Linked DNA regions of Homo sapiens: regions 1, 2 and 4 are each linked to region 3. The links are chromatin contacts, found by Hi-C or POLR2A ChIA-PET in ENCODE. All regions are on one chromosome and are shown on one strand. The core of a region is the stretch at or near the end of the contact, and the rest is flanking DNA. Distances in the headings are between cores, read along the strand shown. Region 1 holds the start of SP100 (SP100 nuclear antigen). Region 2 overlaps SP100 (SP100 nuclear antigen). Region 3 overlaps SP140L (SP140 nuclear body protein like). Region 4 overlaps SP140 (SP140 nuclear body protein).

What was found. A loop is a pair of places that touch in the nucleus more often than their neighbours do. ChIA-PET counts read pairs that join two places held with the same protein, here RNA polymerase II (POLR2A). Pooled maps may share reads with other maps.
Region 1: a pooled map shows a loop between it and region 3 (2.8-fold over the local background). The contact joins the promoter of SP100 here to the enhancer-like site in region 3. A Hi-C loop is called at or near these places in 3 of 168 maps with a recorded cell type or tissue (CD4-positive, alpha-beta T cell, HepG2 and K562), 1 of 37 single-sample maps with no recorded cell type and 11 of 50 pooled maps. POLR2A ChIA-PET finds 5 or more read pairs at or near these places in 5 of 52 experiments (BJ, activated CD4-positive, alpha-beta memory T cell, activated CD8-positive, alpha-beta T cell and 1 more).
Region 2: a pooled map shows a loop between it and region 3 (2.9-fold over the local background). The contact joins two enhancer-like sites. A Hi-C loop is called at or near these places in 1 of 168 maps with a recorded cell type or tissue (CD14-positive monocyte) and 5 of 50 pooled maps. POLR2A ChIA-PET finds 5 or more read pairs at or near these places in 1 of 52 experiments (PC-9).
Region 4: a loop to region 3 is called in a map of naive thymus-derived CD4-positive, alpha-beta T cell, with 2.3 times the contacts of the local background. The contact joins two enhancer-like sites. A Hi-C loop is called at or near these places in 1 of 168 maps with a recorded cell type or tissue (naive thymus-derived CD4-positive, alpha-beta T cell) and 8 of 50 pooled maps. POLR2A ChIA-PET finds 5 or more read pairs at or near these places in 1 of 52 experiments (CD4-positive, alpha-beta memory T cell).

Annotation. Positions count from the first base shown.
Region 1 is chr2:230,414,693-230,418,424 of GRCh38, forward strand. It overlaps SP100 (SP100 nuclear antigen), which reads left to right and starts at 1,509. Exons shown (of 29, transcript NM_001080391.2): 1 at 1,509-1,636; 2 at 2,899-2,973. The coding sequence starts at 1,605. RefSeq lists an enhancer at 1,156-1,675.
Region 2 is chr2:230,472,098-230,475,441 of GRCh38, forward strand. It overlaps SP100 (SP100 nuclear antigen), which reads left to right. Exons shown (of 29, transcript NM_001080391.2): 16 at 1,227-1,343; 17 at 2,297-2,350. All of the region lies in intron 3 of LOC101928816 (a long non-coding RNA gene), which reads right to left. Among named protein-coding and RNA genes, the nearest start is that of SP100, 58 kb to the left of the region's middle. Within about 2 kb of position 1,459, at least 7 of the 41 ENCODE cell types and tissues checked have a DNase peak (open chromatin) inside an H3K27ac peak, as active enhancers do.
Region 3 is chr2:230,346,860-230,350,466 of GRCh38, forward strand. All of the region lies in intron 2 of SP140L (SP140 nuclear body protein like), which reads left to right. Among named protein-coding and RNA genes, the nearest start is that of SP140L, 21 kb to the left of the region's middle. RefSeq lists an enhancer at 1,086-1,425. Within about 2 kb of position 1,277, at least 7 of the 41 ENCODE cell types and tissues checked have a DNase peak (open chromatin) inside an H3K27ac peak, as active enhancers do; they include CD4-positive, alpha-beta T cell, where a contact is called at or near this core.
Region 4 is chr2:230,256,390-230,260,119 of GRCh38, forward strand. The region is part of intron 12 of SP140 (SP140 nuclear body protein); the gene reads left to right. Among named protein-coding and RNA genes, the nearest start is that of SP140, 33 kb to the left of the region's middle. RefSeq lists an enhancer at 1,402-1,471. Within about 2 kb of position 1,547, at least 2 of the 41 ENCODE cell types and tissues checked have a DNase peak (open chromatin) inside an H3K27ac peak, as active enhancers do.

The DNA of each region.
Region 1 (3,732 bases), core at 259-2,758, 68 kb after region 3:
GGGACCAATGTGCCTCATGGAGACTGGGATCAAAGGACAGCTGTGCCCAAAAGAGGCTCAGCTTACCAGCCCTTCAGCCCCATAAAGTCGGGGAGTCATGGGGGGTAGGAAGAATGAGAGAAAGAGAGAGAGACCTACAGGTGAGAGAAAGAGAGAGAGACCTACAGGTGTGCAGTGCCTGATAGAAACAGTGACCTTCGCCCACCGGCAAAGCTGTCCTCACCAATGTCCTGGTGCCTGGTCATTCACTCATGGGGAAAAGAAGAGCAGAAGTAGAGTGAGGGTAGAAAGCCCCTTCCCCCACATTTTCAAATGTACCTGGACAAGCATCCTTATTCACAGCTGGAAGAAGTTGGATTCAGTAGAATGCCATTTGGAAAACACCGTTCTGAAGTGCCATCCCCTCTGGCCCCTGAATCCTCACCAGCTTCCACCCTCTGCTCACCTTGGGCCCTGGATTCCAGCGCCCCCAGGCTCCCAGCTGCCTCCCTGTCTCTGCCCCATGGTCCGGCCTGGAGTTCTGGTCCCTGGTTGTGTCCTGTGGCCCCATTCTCATGCGCCCTTTGCTTCTGTTTCTTTACCTATGACTTTATACTGATGTAAAGCGAGTCTTCTCGGTCGCTTCTTGTTCTCTGAGGAATGATGAATCAGAATCTAAATGGAAAATCTGGGCAGAGATAGAACCTCCCGCGGGAGCCACCCTGCCCTTCCATGTCTAGATCATCTGGGTTCCAACCTCCATCCTCCTCCAATGAGAAGCTTTTGTTCTCTCAAGATTCCAGTGACTTCTCCGAAGCTTAGGTGTCTCTTCACCCCTGGCTGTTCCAAGGCGGCCCCATAGTCAAGATTCCTTAAACCCTTGCCCCTTAAAATGTTTGCCTTTCTTACCATGCTGGCTCCAGCCTCTGGTCCCAGGGGTGTGGAGAGTTCTCTCTTACTTCTGGCTGATTTCCAGGAAGGCTAAGCACACTCTCCCCAGGTTATAATGCTGAGCATTTTGGTTCTCTCCAGCCCTGGGTCCCAATGTCAGGACCTACCTTAGTCCAGTCCATGCTCTCCCATGGGCCTGAGAGAAGATTTGAGGTTTCTGGCTTTCCCTCCAACCCTCCAACTCCCACCCCAAGCCATGTCAGCAAGGGGAAGGGGCAAACATGGAGTTTCCCCCCCAACTCCCATGTAAACTATGCCCCCTCTTAGAGGGCAGAGCAGCTAAGGACAATTTTGTTTCAAGGACATTTTTTTTGGCTGTGTATTGCACAAACAAGTGGACACCCGGGAGCTGGCCCTGCTCGTCCCCTGGGCCCTCCTTCCCTGGTCCTGCAGGTCTTGCTGCTTGTCAGGCCTCTCCTCCAACCCTCTGCCACATTTCAGAAAAGCTGAGAATCCCTTGGAGTGAAAAAGGAGGAGAAACACAGTGTCCGTAGCCCAGAAGGAGGTTAAATACTTTCACTTCTCTTTTCCCCATTTGGGCGGAGCCCTTTCTGAGTCAGTCTGTCGGCCGACTTCCTGCTTGGGGCCTGGGCAGCCACACTGCACGCAGGCTGGGCCGACTGAGGGGCTCAGAGGCCAGGCTCTGAGGCCCACGCAGGGCCTAGGGTGGGAAGATGGCAGGTGGGGGCGGCGACCTGAGCACCAGGTGAGTCTTTATCTCCCTTCCTTTAACCTTTATCTCTGGCTATATTGCAGCTTTCATGCCTTTAGTTCAGTTTGTGCCTAAGGCTTCACTTTAATCCTTCTTTGCAAGAACATAGGTATGCGATGTTATATAATGAAATGAAAGACAAGTAATGAGGAAATCAGATTTTTTAAACAGGAGCAGGACAGCTGTTGGTGTGAGTTCAACTTGCCATAACACACGTGACTTTCTTGTTTTGGATTTACTGCTCAGCTGACCGGGACACTCTAAACATAGCAGTTGTTGGTGGCTGGGATTAACTATTTCCTCATGATCTGTGAACCCTTTCACCCCTCAGCCTTCCTCTACCTTCAAATATGTCATGTCAAAAAAGGTGCTTTAGAAAATAAACACTCCAGGGTAAACACCTGGCTTACTTTTAAACATCAGACGCTGTGGTCTCACCTGTCCTGGCAAGGGGCCTCTGCCGGCTGTTCCCATGACTGGCTCAGGGTCTGAGTTCTTATTCCATCAACCTTGATCAAAAGAAGGAAAGGGAAGAAAAAGGCCCAGGGTGACAAACGGCTAAATATTTTCATTTTTACCTCAATTTCCTGTCCCAAGATGGGGGATACCTCTGACCAGAAAAGAGAAGGAAATCCTAACTTTTCTCTAGTAGTGAGTTGAGAAATAACATTACTTAATCTTTTAAATTTTTTAATACAAAAGAAATACACTGTACATTATTGTTCATAAAATTTAAAACAGTGGAGAAGTATATTAAGGAAAAAGTCATCTTTGCCACTCAGCCATTCTTGTAGCTTCTCTTCCCAGTCCTGTGAAGAGTCTTGGGCACAGCTTTTCTTATATTTTTCTATGCATTTATATATCTAATGCATTTTTTGTAAATACGTAATTTATGTTCTTGATTTATAATAAATTATATTACATGTGCTAGTCTGCATTTTGCATTTTTACTTATTTTAATAGTGGAAAACTTAGAGATCTTTTAACCTTAATACATATAGATCTGCCTCATTCTTTTTATACATGCTATTCCATAGAATTGATATATGATAATTATTTATTCTCCAATTGAAGGACATTTAGATTGTTTTTAAATTGTTCACATTTACCAATAAGCTATCATAACAATGATTATATATTTCTTTTTGGGTTTTTACATCTAAACAAATATTTATCTTGTCTCTAAACCTTAAAAATGTAATTATTGAGGCAAAGGGTCCAGTTATTTACTTGGTCCTGCCAAATTGTCTTTCTAGGAGGCTGAATGAATGTATTTCACCAGTAGCAAATGAGATGAACCATCTTCCTGCACACAGCCACGATTTGCAAAGGTGATGAATGAAGAGTTATGTCTTGTTTTAATTTGTATTTTCCTTACGATGGGAAAATTGATCAGCTTTTCATGTTTCTTGGCCATTTAAATTCCCTCTTCTATAAATTGCTTGTTTGTTTTTTGCCAATATGATTCCGTTGAGGTGTTTGTCCTTTTTTTCGTGATATGGGAGAATTCACTAAATATTCTGTAAGTATAAATATACTTTTCTTGTCCATTACCTTTGTCTATGGTGACTTTTATCTTATTAAAGCTTAAAACTTAACATATAGGCCTCTTGTGATACAGATTTTTTTAAGATAGATGCACCCTTGTTATAAACGAGGTGATGCTGACACCCTCTGTGAGCACTCTTAGTTTTTACAATTATTTCTGTGTTAAGGTGGCAGATTCGCTGCTACCGCTATTCCAGGAAGAGTTCCTCCTCTAATATCTCTGAAAATTTTTTAAATTTTTAAACAAAAATATTCTTACATTGGAGCCACTTTAGCCTTCACAGCTTTTATTTGCCCCGTTTTCATCTTTTCAGTCTTTCACTTTGTGTTCATAATAGTTGTCTCAAACTTTTCCTCCATGACAATTATTTACCTTCTAGTAGGTTTCTTGTTTCTTGTCATTTCTAATTTTTTAAAAATTGATAGTGTTTATTTTTGAGGAGGGATCTTAATTGGTTTCTGTACGCCTGCAAGCTCCATAACCTCTTGTCATTCAGTCTTCACAGTCTTGCTTTATTTAGGTTTGCCTGTGCTGTTAAGAA
Region 2 (3,344 bases), core at 209-2,708, 130 kb after region 3:
GGATAAAGACAAAGATTGAAATTGCAAAAAGAGTCAAGATCAAGATAAGGGCCAGGCGCAGTGACTCATGCCTGTAATCCCAGCACTTTGGGAGGCCGAGGTGGGCGGATCACGAGGTCAGGAGATCAAGACCATCCTGGCTAAAACGGTGAAACCCCATCTCTACTAAAAACAAAAAAAATTAGCCAGGCATGGTGGCAGGCAGCTGTAGCTCCAGCTACTCAGGAGGCTGAGGCAGGAGAATGGCGTGAACCTTGGAGGCAGGTCTTGCAGTGAACCAAGATCGCACCACTGCACTCCAGCCTGGGCGATCGAGCAAGACTCCGTCTCAAAAAAAAAAAAAAAAAAAAAAAAAGTCAAGACAAGATTCAGAGAAACAAGCTAGAAGAGAGAATAGAAGGAGGAAGTGATAGTAGAAAGAAGTTCACCTCAATAATAAAACTAGATCTAAAGATATAAACAGAAAAACAGGTGGAATGAGATACATTCAAAGGGTGATGAGTGGTGTAAAAAATTAGGTACAACAAGAAGTATGTAGAGAAAGAATTAAAAGATGAGAGAAAAATGGAGGCAAGAAGGGGGAAGTGTAAATGGGAGAGAAGAGAATGATGGAGAAATTGTAGGATCTGAAATGACCATGAGATAAAAGCAACTTTAGCACAAGGCATGATTCACAATAGCAGTAAGTTTTCAGAATAAGGTGTCCCCTGGCCCCTCTGACTCACCCAGATTAAAAAAGGCCTCACCCAGGCATTTCATCCACTCCTGTGATTTCAGTCACCACCCACAACCTCATGATTCCTACATGTGTATCTCCAGCCAGCCCTGTCTTCTAAACTCATTCATCCAAGTGTCAGAAGGCTCCTGTTGGAGATTCTGAAGGCCTTAGACTTCACCACTTGGATGTTACTCAAGACCTTCAAACTTAACACCTCCAAAACTGAGCACATCATCTTTTTCCCTAAAACCAGCCTTTGCTCCTCCAGTGTTCTTCATCACTGAAACAAACTATTAATTGACCCTTTATTTCAAGATGAAATTCTCAGGGTTATTTATGAACAGAAGGGAAAAATACAGTGAGGAACCACAAAAGAAAAAGAGATTTCAGATGTAGAGCCCATCCCTTAATTTAGCTGTGGGGAGTGGGCAGTCACTAATGTTGGGGGGAAGGAGAATCTTTGAAGGGGAGTGGGCACAAATAAAAATGTTTACAAATCACAATTTAGGATCACAGCCACAAGAACCTGAAAATAAGAAGTGCTCCTGTGTCATGTGTTTTCCAAAAGGTGTGCCAAGAAGCCAAGAAGCAAGGACTGAAAGTAGTCAAGCATCTGACATGATGGGTAAGGCTACCCTAGGGTCTTGGGATGGAAGTGGCTCAGTGGATATCACAGACACTGGGTAGGGATGTGGGAAGTGATCAGAGTTGAAGCAAAGCATGAAACAGCCTCTGGATCACCAACAGGAAGTGGGCCCACAGGCCCCAAGCTTCAGAATTTCAAAAGTCTGAAATCATAGTCCCGGTTTCCTGCTGCACTTGACTGTGAGCAGACTGTGACAAAGAACAGGTTTGGTGCCGCCAGAATCCTGTTCTCTACATTTGCTTAACCCGACCCTTTTGGGAACTGCAGGGAGGCAAGAGATCATTATAAAGCCATATTTAACAGAATGGGCTCTCTTGGTTAGGTGGTAAAAAAATACACTGGTAAACATAGTAGTATCTCACTATATTAGCATATCAATAGTAAAGTGTTGAATTTATAAAGCGAGTTCCATCCTTGTTCTTGAAAAAAAAAAAAAGAAAACATGTTCTTCCACTCACAGGTAATAGTGTCATTTTGTCACAACTTTGGAAAGGCCTAAAAAGACAAATAGTCCTGCTACCTGTCAGGAAAGAAAAATCAGATACCTACTCTTATGCTAAAAATACATTGTTTTGAAAGATATCCTCTGGACTGTTATTGATTTATATAGTGATTTCCTATTAACTCTTGCAAGTAAGATATTTAATATTCATAAAAATTTTAAAGCTGAACAGGATAACCGTTGCTGTCCCTGTTTCATAAATGAGGAAATTGGTGCATAAAAGTAATGAAGAGCTGTTTCAAAGTCTCAGAGAACTAGACGAAGACCTTAGACATCAATTCAGTGTCTGTTTCCTTTGGAAGGAAGACAGATAAATTATACTCAGAATATTGTTATAAACGCAAGCCTTCCATGCAGTGTGAATTGTCATAAGATTTATAAATTTTACTTATAAATTACAGTTCTCTGACCACTACCTGTCACTTTCTAGATACCATGGATGTTGAAAACAATTCTACTTTGGAAAAACACAGTGGGAAAAGAAGTAAGAACAAATAAGAATTTACTTAATTTTTATGTTACAAATGAACTATTTTTTAATGCTAAGGTTTATTATCATCATTTTCTTTTTTCAACTTTTATTATAGATTAAAGGGTGCATTTGCAGGTTTGTTACATGGGTAAATTGTGTGATGCTGAGGCTTGGTGTCCCAAAAATCCCATCACCCAGGCAGTAAGCATAGTACCCAACAGATGGTTCTTCAGCCCATGCCACCCTCTCCCCCTGCCCCATCTAGTGGTCCCCAGTGTCTCTTGTTCTCATCTTCACATTTATGTGTATTCGATGTTTAGCTTCCACTTGTAAGTAAGAACATGCAGTATTTGGTTTTCTGTTCTTGCATTAAGTTGCTTAGGATAATGGCCTCCGCTCCATCCATGTTGCTGCGAAGGGTGTGATTTCATTCTTTTTATGGCTGCATAGTATTTCATGGTGTATATGTGTGCCACATTTTCTTTATCCAATTCACTGTTGATGGGCAACTAGATTGGTTCCGTGTCTTTGCTTTTGTGAATAGCACTATAAGGAACATATGAGTGCGTGTATCTTTTTGATAGAACAAGTTATTTTCCTTTGGGTATATACCTAAAGGTAGTGGGATTGCTGGGTAGAATGGCATTTCTGTCTTTAAGTCTTTGAGGAATTGCCACACTGTCTTCCACAATGGTTGAACTAATTTTACCCTCCCACCAACAGTGTATGAGCATTCCTTTTCCTCCACAACCTCACCAGCATCTGTTATTTTCTTGACTTTTTAATAATAGCCACTCTGAGTAGTGTGAGATGGTATCTCACTGTGATTCTGATTTGCATTTATCTGATGATTAGTAATGTTGGGCATTTTTTTCATGTTTGTTGACCACTTGTATGTCTTCTTTTGAGAAGTGTCTGTTCATGTCCTTTGCCCATTTTTTAATTGGATTTTGTTTTTTGCTTGTTGATTTGTTTAAGTTCCTTGTAGATTCTGGATATCAGACCT
Region 3 (3,607 bases), core at 27-2,526:
AGTTAGCTCATAGACCTTCATTTCTTTAGAGTCAGTTGTTAGAGCTTATTAATTTCTTTTAGGGGTTTTATTTTTTGCTGATTTTTTATGATCCTTGTATCCTCACATTAGTGTCTGTACATTTGAGGAAGAAGTAACCTCTTCCAACCTTTATAGGTTTGCTTTGGCATGGAAAGCCCTTTAGTAGTCAGTGTTTCCTGGAGATCTGGACAGGTCAGCTGGTAGCATCCATGAATAGTCACAGTTTGCTTTTGAGATCTCTAGTTGTGCAGGATTATTGCCTGTGCTCTGGTGTTTGCTGGGGCCACTGGCTCGCCTGTATGGTTTGTTGAGTGTTTTGGTTGGACTCTTTGGTTGGGCAGGGCTACTGGCTGGCTTCTGAGATGGAACAAGACCTCAAGCTACTGTTCAGTGGGACCACAGGTTAGGCTCTGTGATTAATCAGGGTTGCAGGCTGTGTTTTGCAGTTGGGTTGAGTCACTGTCTGGGTTCTCTTCCAGAGTAGAACCACTGGCTGTGCTTCAGTGTCAATCAGTATTGTTATCAGGTACCTGGGTTTGGTGGGGCCACAGGCTATGCCCCAGCTTGCTGCAAGCTGGGCTCCTCTGTCAGATGGGATCATTCTCTGGAATCCCTGGTTAGGCAGAACTGCAGGCTGTGCCCCTCAGTTGGGAGGTGTCCTTGGCTTTGTTTACTGTCCATGCAGGTCGCTGGCTGGCCACTGAGGCTGGGCAGGGTTACTATTTGGGCTTCCTGGTTAGCAAGGCTAGAGGCCATACTCTGTAGTTAGGCAGAGTGGCTGGCTCGATTACCTGCGTGGTCAAGGACGTATGTTAGGCTTTGAGGCTGGGCAGAATCTCTTTGGGGGTTCCCTGGTCCAACAAGACAGAAAGCTAAACCCTGTAGCTGGCCTGGATTGCTGACTAGGCACCCAAGCCAGTTAGAATTGCTGACTATGCTCCCTGGCCAAATAGGGTCACCAGCTTGCCTCTGCAGTTGGGCAGAGCTGCTGGCTGAGCTCTCTGCTAGGGTGCTGATGGCAGGAACACAGTACCAGCATGGTGATCCATGCACTGGCCACTGTGAACCCTGCCCTCACTTCTTCATTTCTGGTCAAACACAGGTGGTCTAGCCCCACTGATTTCCTCTTTGTTTCCCATGAGACAAGACAGAAGTGGGCCTCCTAAGATGTAGCACAGAATGCTACAGAAGCTGGATGTCCTCCTCAGGCTCTCTTTTCCCCACTGGAGAAACTTTGGGCTCAGGAAAACCCTCTTGATATGGCACTTTGCCAGCCTTGGGGAGGAGCAACACAGTCAAAGTGAAACTGTATGACTCAAGAATTTAACTGCTAAACATCTACCTAGAAATGAAAACGTATATCCACACAAAGACTTGCATGCGAATATAGTAACATTATAGTAACAGTAACGTGATAGTTAACTTTCACAAAATCTATCGTACACTGTTTCCAGAAGACCATTTCATAGCAATGTGTAAGGGTTCCAGTTTTTCCACATCTTTGCTAAAACTTGTTATTGTATGTGTTTATAGCCATTCCAATGAATGCATATTAGTATTTTGTTGTGGTTTGAATTTGCTTTTCTCTAATGACTAATGATACTGAGCATCTCTTCTTGTCTTTATTATCTTCCATGTGTCTTTCGGAGAAATATCTGTTCAAATCATTTGCCCATTTTTAAATTGGGTTATCTTCTTATAGAGCTGTCAGAATTCTTTACATACCTGAATATAAGTAGTTTATTGAAAATATAATTGGCTAATATTTTCTCCCAGACTGTGCCTAGTCTTTTCTTTTTCTTAACAGTATACTTGAAACACAAAAGATTTCAGTTTTGTTAAATTTCAGCTTATCACTTTATTATTTTAAGGATCATGCTTTTGATGTTGTAGCTAACTCTTCATTTAACCTAAAGTCACAAAGATTTTTGTCTTTATTTTCTTACAAAAGTCCTGCCATTTTTGCTCTTTTAGAAGATTACTACATAATTTGGGGAACCCAGTGAAAAATAAAAATGGGGGATCCTTGCTCACAAGTTATTAAGGATTTCAGAACAGTGAAAGCAGAACACTAAACTAAGCACAGAGTCATTTGTGACTGCACAGGATGCATGCTCATGAAGCCAGCCCTGCTCTTACATTTAGATCCATGATCCATTTTTAGTTGATTCATGTATATGATGTGAGGTAAGAGTCTACATTTGTATTTTTGTGTGTATCTATGCAATTCTACTTGTAGTATTTGTTGAAAAGACTATCTTTTCCTCATTTAATTGCCTTGGCACTTTTGTTGAAAATCAATTGCTGAAACCACAAGGATTTTTTCTGCACTCTCATCTCTGTTTCACTGAATTATACCAGTACAATAACTGTCTTGATATGGGTAGCTTTATAATAAGTGTTGAAATAAGAAAGTATAAATCTTCCAACTTTTTTCTTCTTTTTATAGATTGTTTTGGCTATTCTGGGTTCTTGCAATTCCATATAAATTTTAGGATTAGCTTCTCAATTTCTTCAGAAAAGCCATTTGGAATTTTGATAGGAATCACATTGAGTTTATAGGTCAATTTGGAGAGAATTGCCAGGTTAAATATATTGAGTCTTCCAATCCATGAACATGGGTATCTCTATTTATTTAGATTGTTAATTTCTCTAGTAATGTTTTGTCATTTTCAGCATACAAGTCTTGCATTCTGTTTGTTCATTCCTAAATGTTTTATTATTTTGCCTACCTTTAATTTTGAATTTGAAAACTCAATTTTTACATTTCTAAGTTTACTAGTTGGTTGTTTTATAGAAACAATATCATTGAATAAGTTATGGGGGTACTAAATATACTTACTCTAGGCTGGGCACAGTGGCTCATGTCTGTAAACCCAGCACTTTGGGAGGCAGAGGTGGGCAGATCACTCGAGGTCAGGAGTTTGAGATCAACCTGGCCAACATGGCAAAACCCCGTCTCTACTAAAAGTACAAAAATTAGCCAGGAGTGGTAGCACATGCCTGTAATTCCAGCTACTAGGATGGCTGAGGCAGGAGAATTGCTTGAATCCAGGGGGCAGAGGTTGCAGTGAGCCGAGATCAAGCCACTGCACTCCAGCCTGGGGGACAGAGAGAGACTCCATCTCAAAAATAAAATAAAATAAATATACTTACTCTAAAGTCTTATTCTATTTGTTTATTATTTCTCTTTCCTCTGATGTTACCCAAAAAAATGGTAAAAAGAAAGATCTGAAGGGATCTGGTTAGAACCCTGAAACTGTCCACTAAGCCAGTGTTAACACCTGGGGTGTAGTCGTTTCATGCCTTCCCTATTATTTATTCTGAATTTTATATACAAATGAAAGACTTTTTTGTTTAATTTATATAAAAATGGGATCATAATGTATTAATCTGAACATGATGTTTTCATGGAACAGCAAAACTATTACCTTCAACCCAAATTGCTACAATTAAATAGCTATGTAATATTTCAACAGTGTACATTTATGATAATGCACTCAACCATTCTGCCAAATGGGCAATCAGGTTATTTTCAGGTTTAGAGGTATGTGTTATTGTGGAGTTGTTGTTGTTGTTGTTGTCG
Region 4 (3,730 bases), core at 297-2,796, 90 kb before region 3:
GGAAACCATCATTCTCAGCAAACTATCACAAGGACAAAAAACCAAACACTGCATGTTCTCACTCATAGGTGGGAATTGAACAATGAGAACACTTGGACACAAGAAGGGGGATATCACACACCAGGGCCTATTGTGGGGTGGGGGAGGGGGGAGGGATAGCATTAGGAGATATACCTAACGTAAATGATGAGTTAATGGGTGCAGCACACCAACACAGCACATGTATACATATGTAACAAACCTGCACGTTGTGCACATGTACCCTAAAACTTAAAGTATAATAAAAAAAATTTCTATTCTCACTCCCTCTATGGAAATAAAAAAGGGTATCATTCCTCTGCTGGTAGATACTTTTTTATGATTTTTTCACAAACTTGACAAAGCCTTCAGTGTAATGGTATTCTACCATCTAATTGGCAGAACTTAGATCAACTATTTGTGAGACTAAATGGTATTTTTGACCAGTACTTTCCATTATGTCATTGGATCATGCAGTGGTTTTTCAGAGTACTCTGATAGGTGTTATAATTTTACTCACAAAAACCTCAAGACTTAGATAGGGAAGGTGCTGTTATTGCTGTTTTAAGGAGCCAGAAACACAGAAATGCATGTGACACGGGTGTTTGATAAGACCCAAGAAAAAAGAAAGAGCAGAGACCAGTGTCCTGGATGACTCCTTACAGGCTTTCAGTTCTATGAGGTGGGCATGGGTTGGGGTGGGGTCTCATAGTCTGAGTCCAATGTGGATGCCCAAAGGGTTTTTAGGAATCCAAGAGACTCTACCAGGGTTCAATGGAAAGAGACTTTTATCTAACAAATAAAGAAAGATTAGGGAGAGATAAGGAAACATTATCAAGAGTTGGAAAATACTTGAATGTAATCTACGATACGAGATAGGAGATATCCAGAAAAATAGAGCCAGAAAAGAGAAACAGAGAGGCAATATGAAAAGTATATGTAGCACATCACTGAAGGAGGAAGAGACAGTAAGGGAGAGGAGATGTTAAGAAGAGAAAGTCCAGAAAGCCGAAAAGAACCATAGATGCCGTCATAGAGTAATAAAAAGATATCACTAGTAGAAGGGGCTATCACTTAGGCTGGGTGCAGTGGGTCACCCCTGTAATCCCAGCAATTTGGGAGGCCAAGGCAGGTGGATCACTTGAGGTCAGGAGTTCAAGGCCAGCCGGGCCAACATGGCAAAACCCCATCTCTACTAAAAATACAAAAATTAGCTGGTTGTGGTCGAGCACACCTGTAGTCCCAGCTACTCGGGAGGCTGAAACAAGAGAGTTGCTTGAACCCGGGATGTGGAGGTTGCAGTCAGCTGAGATCACATCACTGCACTCCAGCCTGGTGACAGAGCAAGATTCCATCTCAGAAGAAAAAAAGAAAAAATAAGGGGCCACCACTTAATATCAAACGAAAGGCTGAATTTATTGTTCAGTTAAGGGATAGTTGTGCTTGTGGGTCAGTTTCTCTGAACAGAGAACGTTTGTGGAAGTGTGGATCTCGGTGACTGGCGGCCTTCAAAAGTGAGATTTGTTAGTGGTTAGCTGACCTTTAGTGAAAGCAGGGTCACTGGAGTGTGGCTGTTACTGACTGTCTGACTTTCAGAAGCATGGGGAAGTCAATGGTTGGCTGGCTTTCAGAGGCCTGTGTACTGGCCAGAAGCTATTGTTGATTAATTGGGATGATTCTGGTTGTTATTGACCATATGGCCAAACAATAATGAGTTTTCCTAGAAGTGTAGCAACTTTCAATTATCAGTTTCCCCTTTAGGAAATCTCTCATCTAAAGCTGCAGGAGGCACCATCAAGTATTTTCCCCATCCAAGATGTCTTTTCTGGAAGAGGACCCTGGAAACAAAATCCTAGGATTCCCCTTCACTGAGTAGGAGTTATAGAGTTGCTAGATTGAGAGTGTTATCCTTGCAAAGGATGACATAAGAAAAAGTAATGATGTTTTACAATACGTTAATGGAATGGCAGACAACTGTTGAAAGTTTTTAATTAGCAGCAGAATTGTGCTGCTTGCAATACTATCCTATTTATTCCCTTTTGCTCCAAGAATACTCACCAGCCACCCTTGTGGCTGCAGCGTTTATCCCAAGTAAATTTGCCATGAAATATCTTGCTTTTATTATTATTTTCACATCACTCTAATATATTGACTTTGGAAACAAAAGACATTCTTCTAATTATAGCATTCTGGTTTTAGTAGTGGTATTTCCATTTACAAAATACAGTAATTGTTGATCACTGAAAATGTCAAATCCTGGAAAACGTGGCTTTCCCACATGTGCTGTTAACATTGTTACTGAACAATTGTTGGCCGAAGATTCATTTGATGAATCATATATTTTTAAAATAGATGATTCTGATATGGTTCTGTTTAGAAATAACTCCAAGAACAGTTTATATATTTTATTTTCACATTGAAAATCAATCATGTTTGCTTCAGCCTCAAAGAATGTGTTTACGTAAAATTAAATGAGTGCAGCAAGCTGCACTTTTTTTTTTTTCTAAACGGGAACAGAGTTAAAGTTGATCCAAGTACAAAATCTCCAGAACCATGGACTAATGCAGTCACCTGCAATTGCTTTGAGGCAACTAGGATGAGATGTGGCTACTAGCAATGGCTCTTTGATGTCTGTCACGTTTTGAAGTGATACCCCTAGAGCATGGCCTGTTTGTTTATTTATTTATTTATTTATTTTTATTTTTCCGTAAGTTATTGGGGTACAGGTTGTATCTGGTTACATGGGTAAGTTCTTTAGTGGTGATTTGTGAGATTTTGGTGCACCCATCACCTGAGCAGTATACGCTGCACCATATTTGTAGTCTTCTATCCCTCGCACCCCTCCCACTCTTCCCTCCAAGTCCCCAAAGTCCATTGCATCATTCTTACACCTTTGCGTCCTCATAGCTTAGCTCCCACGTATCAGTGAGAACATACAGTGTTTGGTTTTCCTTTCCTGAGTTACTTCACTTAGGATGATAGTCTCCAAGCCGGGCACGGTGGCTCACGCCTGTAGTCCCAGCACTTTGGGAGGCTGAGATGGATGGATCACCTGAGGTCAGGAGTTTGAGACCAACCTGGCCAACATGGCAAAACCCCGCCTCCGCTAAAAAAAAAAAAATACAAAAATTAGTCAGGCATGGTAGTGTGTGCCTGTAATCCCAGCTACTAGCAGGGGCTGAGGCAGGAGAATTGCTTGAACCCGGGAGGTGGAGGTGGTAATGAGCTGAGATCACACCACTGCACTCCAGCCTGGGTGACAGAACGAGACTCCATCTCAAAAAAAAAAATAGTCTCCAATCTCATCCAGGTCACTGCAAATGCTGTTAATTCATTCCTTTTTATGGCTGCGTAGTATTCCATCATATATATATATATATATATATATACCACATACATACATATATACCACAGTTTCTTTATCCACTTGTTAATTGGTGGGCATTTGGGTTGGTTCCACAATTTTGCAATTGTGAATTGTACTGCTATAAACATGCATGTGCAAGTATCTTTTTCGAATAATGACTTCTTTTCCTCTGGATAGATACCCAGTAGTGGGATTGCTGGATCAAATGGTAGTTCTATTTTTAGTTCTTTAAGGAATCTCTACACTGTTTTCCATAGCAGCTGTACTAGTTTACATTCCCATCAGCAGTGTAGAAGTGTTCCCTATTCACTGCATCCATGCCAGCATCTACTGTTTTTGATTTTT